Linked DNA regions of Homo sapiens: region 1 is linked to region 2. A link is a contact called in ENCODE Hi-C or POLR2A ChIA-PET data. All regions are on one chromosome and are shown on one strand. Each heading gives the region's core, a stretch centred on a gene start or an enhancer-like site at or near the end of the contact. The rest is flanking DNA. Distances are from core to core; before and after follow the strand shown. Region 1 overlaps CASQ2 (calsequestrin 2). Region 2 holds the start of VANGL1 (VANGL planar cell polarity protein 1).

Region 1 (4,553 bases), core at 88-2,587, 86 kb before region 2:
CCTTGGGTTCAGTAGGCCCCACTAAATACTTACTGAATAAATGAATGAATAAAAGCTTCAACCAATCAAATCCCTTCAGTCCTTACCATCCAAGATAGGAATAATAAGAATGAAAGAGGGGGTCGGGCGCAGTGGCTCACGCCTGTAATCCCAGCACTTTGGGAGGCCGAGGGGGGAGGTGGATCACCTGAGGTCAGTAGTTCAAGACCAGCCTGGCCAACATGGCGAAACCCCATCTCTACTAAAAATACAAAAATTAGCTGGGTGTGGTGGCCTGTGCCCATAATCCCAGCTACTCGGGAGGCTGAGGCAGGAGAATCGCTCGAACCTGGGAAGCGGAGATTGCAGTGAGCCGAGACTGTGCCATTGAACCCCAGCCTGGGCAACAAGAGCAAAACTCTGTCTCACCAAAAAAAAAAAAAAAAAAAAAAAAAAAAGAATGAAAGAGAGGGATTCTCTGAGATACAAGATGAGAGCACTCCATGATGGTGGTAGGTAGACAGTGAAGAGATCCCTGGGAAATTTTTACTTAGCATTTCCAAGACTTAAATTAAGGACACGACAATCCAATTTTTACATTCTTAGACAGCACTGTGGACCCAGACATTGGCATTCAGAGACGAGACTATCACCACCACCAGGCGGGTTTGACTTCTGGCTCTGCTCCCTCCAGATATATGATCCTGACAAATTTCTTACCCAAATTGTGCCTCAGGTTCATCATTTGTAAAATAACTATGATAATCATTCTTACCACATACAATCAAAGTGAGAATTAAACAAAGAATCAACCTAAAACACCTGGCAGCAGTGCCTGGCACGTGATAAGCACTCCATATGTTTGTTATTATTACTGTTTTCATTCTGATCACTTCTCCTTTCATGGAAACAGTCTTCTGGTTCCTAGAATACATAGTAAGTGAACTCAGAAAACCAGAATTCAATGTCATTTTCTTGCCCACTCTGGCTCCCTGCCTCATCACCTCATCATCTACATCACCCCCCTACCCCTGAGAAGAGGGAAAAACAGTTAGAAAAAACTCCACATCTCCCTCTCTTAAAATTAACCTGACAATAAAATCTCCCTTGACTGACTATAGCTGTCAACATGGCCTGTTTTCTTGATCTCTGAGTAGGATGCTGGAATTTCTCTCCCTTAAGTACTATATGAAATGCCTTTCAGAATATAGTGACCTGGAATTCATAGCAATTGATGACAAAAACCATATGGATATCAATGTTTCCTCAGAATGGATCTCCTTGTGTAAGAGCTTATGCAATACCCAGCTCCTCCCCTTCCCCAGTTAGTTGCAGCCGCCCTGGGTCACGGCACCACGGGTTACCACCACAGTGCATCAGCTCTTAGGCAATTCCTCTTCAGCTTAAAGGGAACCACTGTTCATCCCTGCGCTTTCTTGAACCACAGCTCTGAACTAGAAAAGAGTGGCATTTGGTTTTCTATAGAGCGTTGCACATTCCAGGCCTCTGAAATCATTTCACAAACAGAGGTCCTGAGTTCAGCAGCTGTGCAGGCAAACAGCAACCATTCTGCCTTGACAACACACTGAACATGTGGCTGCTTTAATCCAGAGAGAAAATGTCTTCCTGGCTATCGGCTGGCTCTCCGAGCTCTTTATCTGTTGTAAGATGAGCAAATCATCCTGGCTTACTGGGGTCTGTCCAAGTTTCAGTACTGAAAGTCCTGCATCCCAGGGAGCCCTTCCACCCAGAACAAAGCAAGATGGTCAGTCACCTCATAACTGCTGACAAACTGGGCAGCTCCCAAAGCCTGACAAACCATGAAGCAAGTTGGGTACTGAGAGATTTAACTGTAGGGCCAGCACTTCAACCTAAAAAGCAATTAGGGCTATGAGCAGATCAAAGACAGGCTAATGGGTTGGGTTCTGATTCTGAGTACCTATATGCCTTAAGGATCTCCATCAATTGCCTGTTTTATCAACATTGGTTCCATTAAATCCATACAACACAGGATAGTAAATATGCTCCATTGGCATTTGCTTCCCATCCAGCCCTGGCAAATGCAGTAGAGTGATGGTGATTGTAGAATTAAATTTCCCACTTCGCATCTCAACTGCTCCCTGCCCCTGCCCGACCCTCATTTGCTAGATAAGTCTTTTTCCTTCCTATCTTTCCTTCTTTGATCACAAAAGAAGATTAGTCTAGCCAGGCCTTGGGTGATAAGTTCCTGTCACTTCAACATTGAAGTTAAAACTGTACATCTGTTTTTATGTCTTTGCCGGAAAACATACACACTTATCTTAGATGGACAACACACTGCTATTCTAGACTAGTATTCAAATAAACTTTGTCTTATTTCTAATGGTTACAGGTTGCAAAGAAATTATCTTTGAAGATGAATGAGGTTGACTTCTATGAGCCATTTATGGATGAGCCCATTGCCATCCCCAACAAACCTTACACAGAAGAGGAGCTGGTGGAGTTTGTGAAGGAACACCAAAGGTGCCTGAGATGGCATGTGGGGGCTGGGGGCCTGGGGTCTGGGGAATGGAGAGGAGCCTCTCTGTGCTAACATTTCAGACCTGCCAAGAGCAACAACCTAGTTAGTACCCCAGCAGTACAGAACTCAGTAGTATGGCTTTGTTGATCAGTAATGACTAGCAGGGATGTTATTACTTCTGAATCTAAGTCTGCACCTGCAAGCAGAGTTTGATAAATCCCTCAGTCAGCAAATCCCCTCAAAGCCAGGGCAAGATATAAATAAAATTCTATACTAGGAATGAGAGCAATTTAGTGAAAGTTCCCATATACCAATAACCATGCCCAGTGCTTTAGGGAAACTATTTTATCTAATCTCCAACCTTAGGGAGTAATTATTATTATCCCAATTTTACAGATCAAGGAATTGGACTCAATAGTTAAGTAACTTAGCCAAGGATGAACACTCTATGCATAGAACTTCTGGGAGAGAAATGCTTGATACCACTTAGTGTAGCTCCAGCATGGATCAGCAAACTTTTTCTGTAAAGAACAAAATGGTAAATATTTCAGGTTCTGTGGGCCAGATGGCGTCTGTAGCAACTACTTAACTGCGGCTGTGGCATGAAAGCAGCCATGGATCATGTATAAACAAATGGGTGTGGCTGTGTACCAGTAAAAGTTTATTTAGGAAAACAGGAGGCCCTGGCTGGATTTGTCCCACCAGCTGTAGTTTTTTGACCCCTGCTCTTGAGGGAGGGAAGATATGGGAATATGGAACATGGTAGTGGACTCACTGGCTTGTCCCTCCACCCTACCTGGCATGTACACGAGTGTGTTCATTGGACCTGCAGTACTGTGATCCCCCTCACCTGGACAGTCCTAGTTCCTTCAGGAAGGCAGTACTTGGAGGAGCAAATATTAATATGTCCAGCACTATTTGCCAATATTCAGAAAGAAATGAAACTATGAGCAAAATATAGATCCTGTCTGCTCCCCTAAATATCCCTAAAGGACTTTCAATGTATACACCAGATGATAAAACAAAGGCAGTTTTAACCTACAAAATCCGAGATTTCCTGTTTTCCCCCTCAGGTTTCTCATTCCAGGCCTGCTGTGGGCTCTCTGGAGTGGTGGCTATCTGTGAGGAAGGAAATGGCATCTTGCCCTGGGAATGAGCTGACCCTGTGCCCTCTGACCCATTGTTTGTAAAAGACTTTATAATTCTTGGATCAGTGGGTCTATGAAAAGGCTGAGTGCCTTGGCCCAGCTCGCTGTCTGACACAGCAGAGTAGAGCAGGTCTGTTTCCTTAGAAGATAAGTGGGTTTTTAGGGCTCTCCCTGCCTTGCAAAGGAAGCATCATCTCATTTTACATTTCATAATGCTGTGGCTGCTGTGTCTGCCACAGTGATCCCTACTCAAGGAAGCTCTTTCTTTTTTTTTTTTTTTTTTTTTTTCCAGACCCACTCTACGTCGCCTGCGCCCAGAAGAAATGTTTGAAACATGGGTAAGAAAGAGGCAAACTCTCTTTGCCTTGTAGAGATGAGTATAGTCCCAAAGAGGAGTGCTTCTTAGATTAAGTCCCCAAACTCAAACCAAGTTTATTTGGCTGAGGTGGATGTCTAGATGAGTATTTGAAACATGGACAGATTGGGTACGACGGCTCAGAACTGTAATCCCAGCACTCTGGGAGGCCGGGGCCAGGGATCACTTGAGTTCAGGTGTCTGAGAGCAGCCTGGGCAACATAGCAAAACCCTGTCTCTACAAAAAAATGCAAAAAGTAACCGAGCATGGTCGCATGTGCCTGGAGTTCCAGCTACTTGGGAGGCTGAGGCAGGAGGATTACTTGAGCCTGGGAGGTCAAGTCTGCAATGAGCTGTGATCCTGGCACTGCGCTCCAGCCTGGGCAACAGAGTGAGACACTGTTTCAAAAAAATGAAACAAAACAAAACAAAAACATGGACAACTTCATGCTCAATTAAAACACAGTTCTCCATGGATCAATCCAAGCCTCTTTGGTACTACTCACTAGGCAAAATTGCTCTTAGTTAATTTCCTGCAGTGACTATAGCTTCTGTTCATTGATCATCAGAG
Region 2 (5,268 bases), core at 272-2,771:
GAACTGGAAAAAGAAACAGTTTCCTCCCACAAATCAAAGCCCCAACTATATCACATTGATTTAATTCAACCCTAAAAACTCTATAATTAGTGGTTACAGAAAATGGCTAATTACCTCTCCCTGTATTCAGACAATTTCTGCCATCTCACTTGCAGAGCCTGGGAGCTGTGTACTCAACCCACCCACTGACGGGAGAATGCTAATTAGCATTGTTGACTGGTGATACAAGTTATAATATTTTTCAGCAGCCCCGTAAAATTTATAAACATGTCAGTGAAAATGCCAGATTCTTTTACAGTTTGTTAGCTTTTGGACTAAGTGTCTAAGAATACATTCATTTCTAACCAAAGCCAGGTCAAGAGTTTTAACAAAATGCATGGGCCATCTACACAATCATCATCATAAGGCGCTCTAACACTTCCTAAGGAGAATCTAAGAGAGCTCACAACACCTTCGCAGCGTGGGCATTAGACCTGGTTTGGAGAAGTGAAAACTGAGCAACAGATTCCTCAGCTCCAAGTCTCATCTGCTCATCACACAGCAGCCAGGCCGCGGCTCCGCCCCACTGCTGCCGCCACCACGGACGCGTTTAAATTTTTATAAAGCTTCACACTTCTCTAGGCGCGATGCTTGGGGCAGTTCAAAGACTGCAGAAGGAAATGAGGTCCTGCCGGTGGCGAAGGCTGCCCCGGCGCGGTGAGATTTCCTCCAGCAGGGACACCTTGGGCAGAGACCCGCCAGGCGCCTCTGCTCCACCCCGGCGTTTTTGAAAGTAAACTCCTACCTGCCTGTTGCGCTCTCCGAGGCGCAACCGGACTCGCCCCCCAGGCCTCCAGGGCCGGCTCAATTTTTTGTGAGCGAGGTGTGCACACAGACCAGCTCTGTCCCGGTTCCTGGCGAAGGGCCAGGCGGCGCCCGGGTCGAGCCCCGCCAGGGGTGGGAACCCCGGTGCGCGCCCGGCTCCCGCCCTGCACGGCTGCTGCAGCCGCCCGGTGCCTCCAACGCTCGGCCACTCCCTGCCGGCCTGCCCGCCGCCCCGGCACGCGCACCGAAGGGGCGCACTCCAAAGGCCAGCCCGGGGAGAAAGGGACGTCCGAGGTGTGAGCAGGGAACCCCGGGACCCCAAGGAGTGGGGTGCGGCGGAGATCGCACGGCAGGGCCAGGAGGGGCGCAACGCATGGGGAGAAGAGTGGAGTCAGAGGAAGCACTACCCGGAGCGCTCCGGAGGAGGGGAGGGAGCCCCCGGCCCGAGGCGGGAGCCGGCCACCCGGGGTCGAAGTCCGGCGGGGCGAATGCGGGAGGAGGGCGCAGGGGCACGCGGGGTCCGAGGTGGGGGCGTCTCCCAGCCAACGGTCTGCCCCGGGGACCGCCGCCGCGCAGCGCTCGGCCTCTCGCGGGACTCACCTCCGCGCCGGCCGCCCGAGCTCCGCGGCCCGCGGTCTCGGCTCACAGCGGCCCCGGCTCTGCGGCCTGCGCTGGGCTCCTGGAGAGGCAGAGCCCCGCCGCCGCCGCCGCTGCACTGCTGCTTTCCGCTTCCTGTCCCGGCGCCGCCCCGCAGCCCGAGCCCAGCCCTGCGAGCCCGGCGCGGCCGCGAGCCAAGAACAGCTAGCGCTGCCGGCCCCGCCGCGGGGCCGGCCCACCTGCAGCGGAGGGCGGGGCTCGGCCGGCGTCCCCCTCACCTCGTCACCGCCCCGACCCCACACACCCGGGACACACACGAAGGCGTGCGCGGTCACACTCTTACACACGGACCAGGGAATGACACCTCCCACACTCATTCACCCTCATACACACACTCACCCTACACAGACGTGCACAGCCCAGTAACCCACTCTCTTCTGGGCAGACACACACACTATAAACACATGGCCCAGGGATTGATCTCCGACACCGCCCCCTCCCTCCCCCACATACTTGGAATCTCAAGCTCACACACACACACACACACACACAATCATGCACAAAATCCGAGCCCATTTGCCCTCACGAGTGCCCCCATCCACATATTCACACGGCTCAGGGACTAACCCCCCAACCCCACTCAACACACACTCATATACACACTTTCCAAGAACTGACCGACAAATATCCATATACACCATATCTCAACCCATATACACACACTTAAACTCACATGTAGCCCTGGAAATGACCCCACAAATAGACACACACACACACACACACACACACACACACACACCCCCTACAAGCCACCACAGCAAGCCTCTCCCCTCCTCCTCCCTTATCAGAGCAGGCACTGCCGCCAGCCTAGTCTCCTAGAAACTGCTAGATGAGCACATCTCTGCAGGCAGGTAGCTGAAGCTTCAGTGCTGATTCCAACCAGGTACTGTTTCCTTTCTGAGCCTTTGTTTACCTGTCTGAAAAGTGGTGAGGATGCTGCTGTCCACCTTGCAGGATTGTGGTGAGGATTACAAAACAGTTGGCAACGATTTTCATGAATATTTGCACTTTTCTTAGTTGTCTTGTGTTGGTAGCATTAGGGTTCCTTACTGATCATCTCCAATCTAGCTGGGACCCAAAGCTGCTTACGTGGCAGGATTTTCCAGTGGAAGCAGTGTATAATGAAGTGCTGAATTTCCTAAGAGTTGTCTACAGGAGTATTGCGGGCATTTGGGGTGGGGAAATGCAGGCCCACCCTGACTAGCCTTAATCAGGGAACCTTGGCTCCAAGAACCCCTCACTCCCTTGATCACCTCTTCCTCATCCCTTCTAGACTCCATTTTCTCTCGCATATGTCACATTTCCTTGAGAAGACACCCATATGTTCAATGTGGCTGATTTTCACCACTCCTAGTCCCCAGGCTCTGCTGCCCCACTCAGTGGCCTAGACCATCTTCCTCCCCCACCCCCAGCCTCCCAGTAGGCTCCAGAGAGCAGATGTTGCTGACTCAGGCAGCCAGGTTCCTATGGGTAAAGCCAATGGTCTATTCACCCAAATCAGCACTCAGGGTCAGAAATGTAGAACATTATAAAAACATGTCTCTCTCATCTCTAAAATGTAGAACTTTCAAAGTTCAAACAGGCCAGGGATTTCCAATTCTAGTCATGTACCTGAATAGCTCCAATTAACACAGAGATCTTCAATGAGTTTTCAGAAAGTAATTCTAATTCACTTAGGTTCTTATGTCTAGCCACCTTACCAGATGATGTTTTGTGGGAAAGAGGGGTAGTTGCAAATAACCTATTTTAAAATAATAAATTCACCTTTAAATGCCATGTAGAGGCCGGGCTTGGTGGCTGAAGCTTGTAATCCCAACACTTTGGGAGGCTGAGATGGGCAGATCACTTGGGGTCATGCGTTCAAGACCAGCCTGGCCAACATGGCGAAACCCCATCTCTACTAAAAATAAAAAAATTAGCCAGGCGTGGTGGCAGGCACCTGTAATCCCAGCTACTCAGGAGGCTGAGGCAGGAGAATTGCTTGAACCTAGGAGGCAGATGTTGCAGTGAGCTGATATCATGCCACTGCACTCCAGCCTGGGCAAAACGAGACTCCATCTCAATTAAAAAAAAAAAAAAAAAAACATGCCGGGGGACCTGGGCAAGATGGCTGAATAGGAACAGCTCCAGTATGCAGCTCCCAGCAAGATCAATGCAGAAGGCAGGTGATTTCTGCATTTCCGACTGAGGTACCCAGCTTATCTCATTGGGACTGGTTAGACAGTGGGTGCAGCCTACAGAGGGCGAGCTGAAGCAGGGTGGGGCGTCACCTCACCCAGGGAGCGCAAGGGATTGGGGAACTCCCTCCCCTAGCCAAGGGAAACCATGAGGGACTGTGCTGTGAGGAACAGTACATTCCAGCCCAGATACTATGCTTTTCCCATGGTCTTCACAAACAACAGACCAGGAAAGTCCCTTGGGTGCCTATGCCACCAGAGCCCTGGGTTTCAAGCACAAAACTGGGCGGCCATTTGGGCAGACACTGAGATACCTGCAGAAGGTTTCTTTCATACCTCAGTGGCTCCTGGAATGCCAGTGAGACGTAACTGCTCACTCCCCTGGAATGGGGGCTGAAGCCAGGAAGCCAAGTGGTCTAGCTCAGGGGATTCCACCCCCATGGAGCCCAACAAGCTAAGATCCACTGGCTTGAAATTCTTGCTGCCAGCACAGCAGTCTGAAGTCGACCTGGGATGCTGGAGCTTGTTGAGGGGAGGGGCATCCGCCATTACTGAGGCTTGAGTAGATGATTTTCCCCTGACAGTGTAAAGAAAGCCACTGGGAAGTTTGAACCGAGCAGAGCCCACTGCAGCTCCACAAAGCCACTGTAGCCAGACTTTCTCTCTAGATTCCTCCACTCTGGGCAGGGCATATCTCAGAGAAAGGCAGCAGATCCAGTCAGGGGCTTGTAGATAAAACTCCCATCTCCCTGGGATAGAGCACCTGGGGAAAGGGGCAGCTGTGGGTGCAGCTTCAGCAGACTTAAATGTTCTTGCCTGCCAGCTCCGAAGAGAACAGCAGATCTCCCAGCACAGCATTCGAGCTCTGCTAAGGGACAGAATGGTTCCTCAAGTGGGTCCCTGACCCCTGTGCCTCCTGACTGGGAGACACCTCCCAGCAGTGGTCGACAGACACTTCATACAGGAGAGCTCTGACTGGCATCCGGCAGGTGCCCCTCTGGGACAAAGCTTCCAGAGGAAGGAACAGGCTGTTCTTTGCTGTTCTGCAGCCTCTGCTGGTGATACGCGAGCAAACACGGTTTGGAGTGGACCGCCAGCAAAGTCCAAAAGACCTGAAGCAGAGGGGCCTGACTATTAAAAGGAAAACTAACGAACAGAAACGAATAGCATCAATATCAACAAAAAAGACGTCCACACAAAAACCTTATCCCAAGGTCACCAACATCAAAGACCAAAGGTAGATAAATCCACAAAGATGAGGAAAAACCAGCACAAAAAGGCTGAAAATTCCAAAAACCAGAGCACCTCTTCTCCTTCAAAGGATCACAATTCCTCACCATCAAGGGAACAAAACTGGAATGGAGAATGAGTCTGACAAACTGACAGAAGTAGGCTTCAGAAGGTGGGTAATAACAAACTCCTCCAAGCTAAAGGAGCATGTTCTAACCCAATAAGAGGAAGTTAAGAACCTTGAAAAAAGGTTATAGGAATTGCTAACTAGAATAACCAGTTTAGAGAAGAACATAAATGACCTGATGGAGCTGAAAAACACAGCATGAGAAATTCGTGAAGCATACACAAGTATCAATAGCTGAATCAATCAAGCGGAAGAAAGGATATCAGAGATTGA

Evidence for each region. A loop is a pair of places that touch in the nucleus more often than their neighbours do. ChIA-PET counts read pairs that join two places held with the same protein, here RNA polymerase II (POLR2A). Pooled maps may share reads with other maps.
Region 1: a loop to region 2 is called in a pooled map, with 2.6 times the contacts of the local background. The contact joins the enhancer-like site here to the promoter of VANGL1 in region 2. A Hi-C loop is called at or near these places in 2 of 168 maps with a recorded cell type or tissue (Caco-2 and PC-3), 1 of 37 single-sample maps with no recorded cell type and 3 of 50 pooled maps. POLR2A ChIA-PET finds 5 or more read pairs at or near these places in 2 of 52 experiments (MCF 10A and activated T-cell).

Annotation. Positions count from the first base shown.
Region 1 is chr1:115,724,920-115,729,472 of GRCh38, reverse strand. It overlaps CASQ2 (calsequestrin 2), which reads left to right. Exons shown (of 11, transcript NM_001232.4): 6 at 2,351-2,481; 7 at 3,920-3,965. Among named protein-coding and RNA genes, the nearest start is that of CASQ2, 42 kb to the left of the region's middle. Within about 2 kb of position 1,337, at least 20 of the 41 ENCODE cell types and tissues checked have a DNase peak (open chromatin) inside an H3K27ac peak, as active enhancers do.
Region 2 is chr1:115,638,223-115,643,490 of GRCh38, reverse strand. It overlaps VANGL1 (VANGL planar cell polarity protein 1), which reads right to left and starts at 1,521. Exons shown (of 8, transcript NM_138959.3): 1 at 1,405-1,521. RefSeq lists an enhancer at 906-1,664 and a silencer at 800-1,789.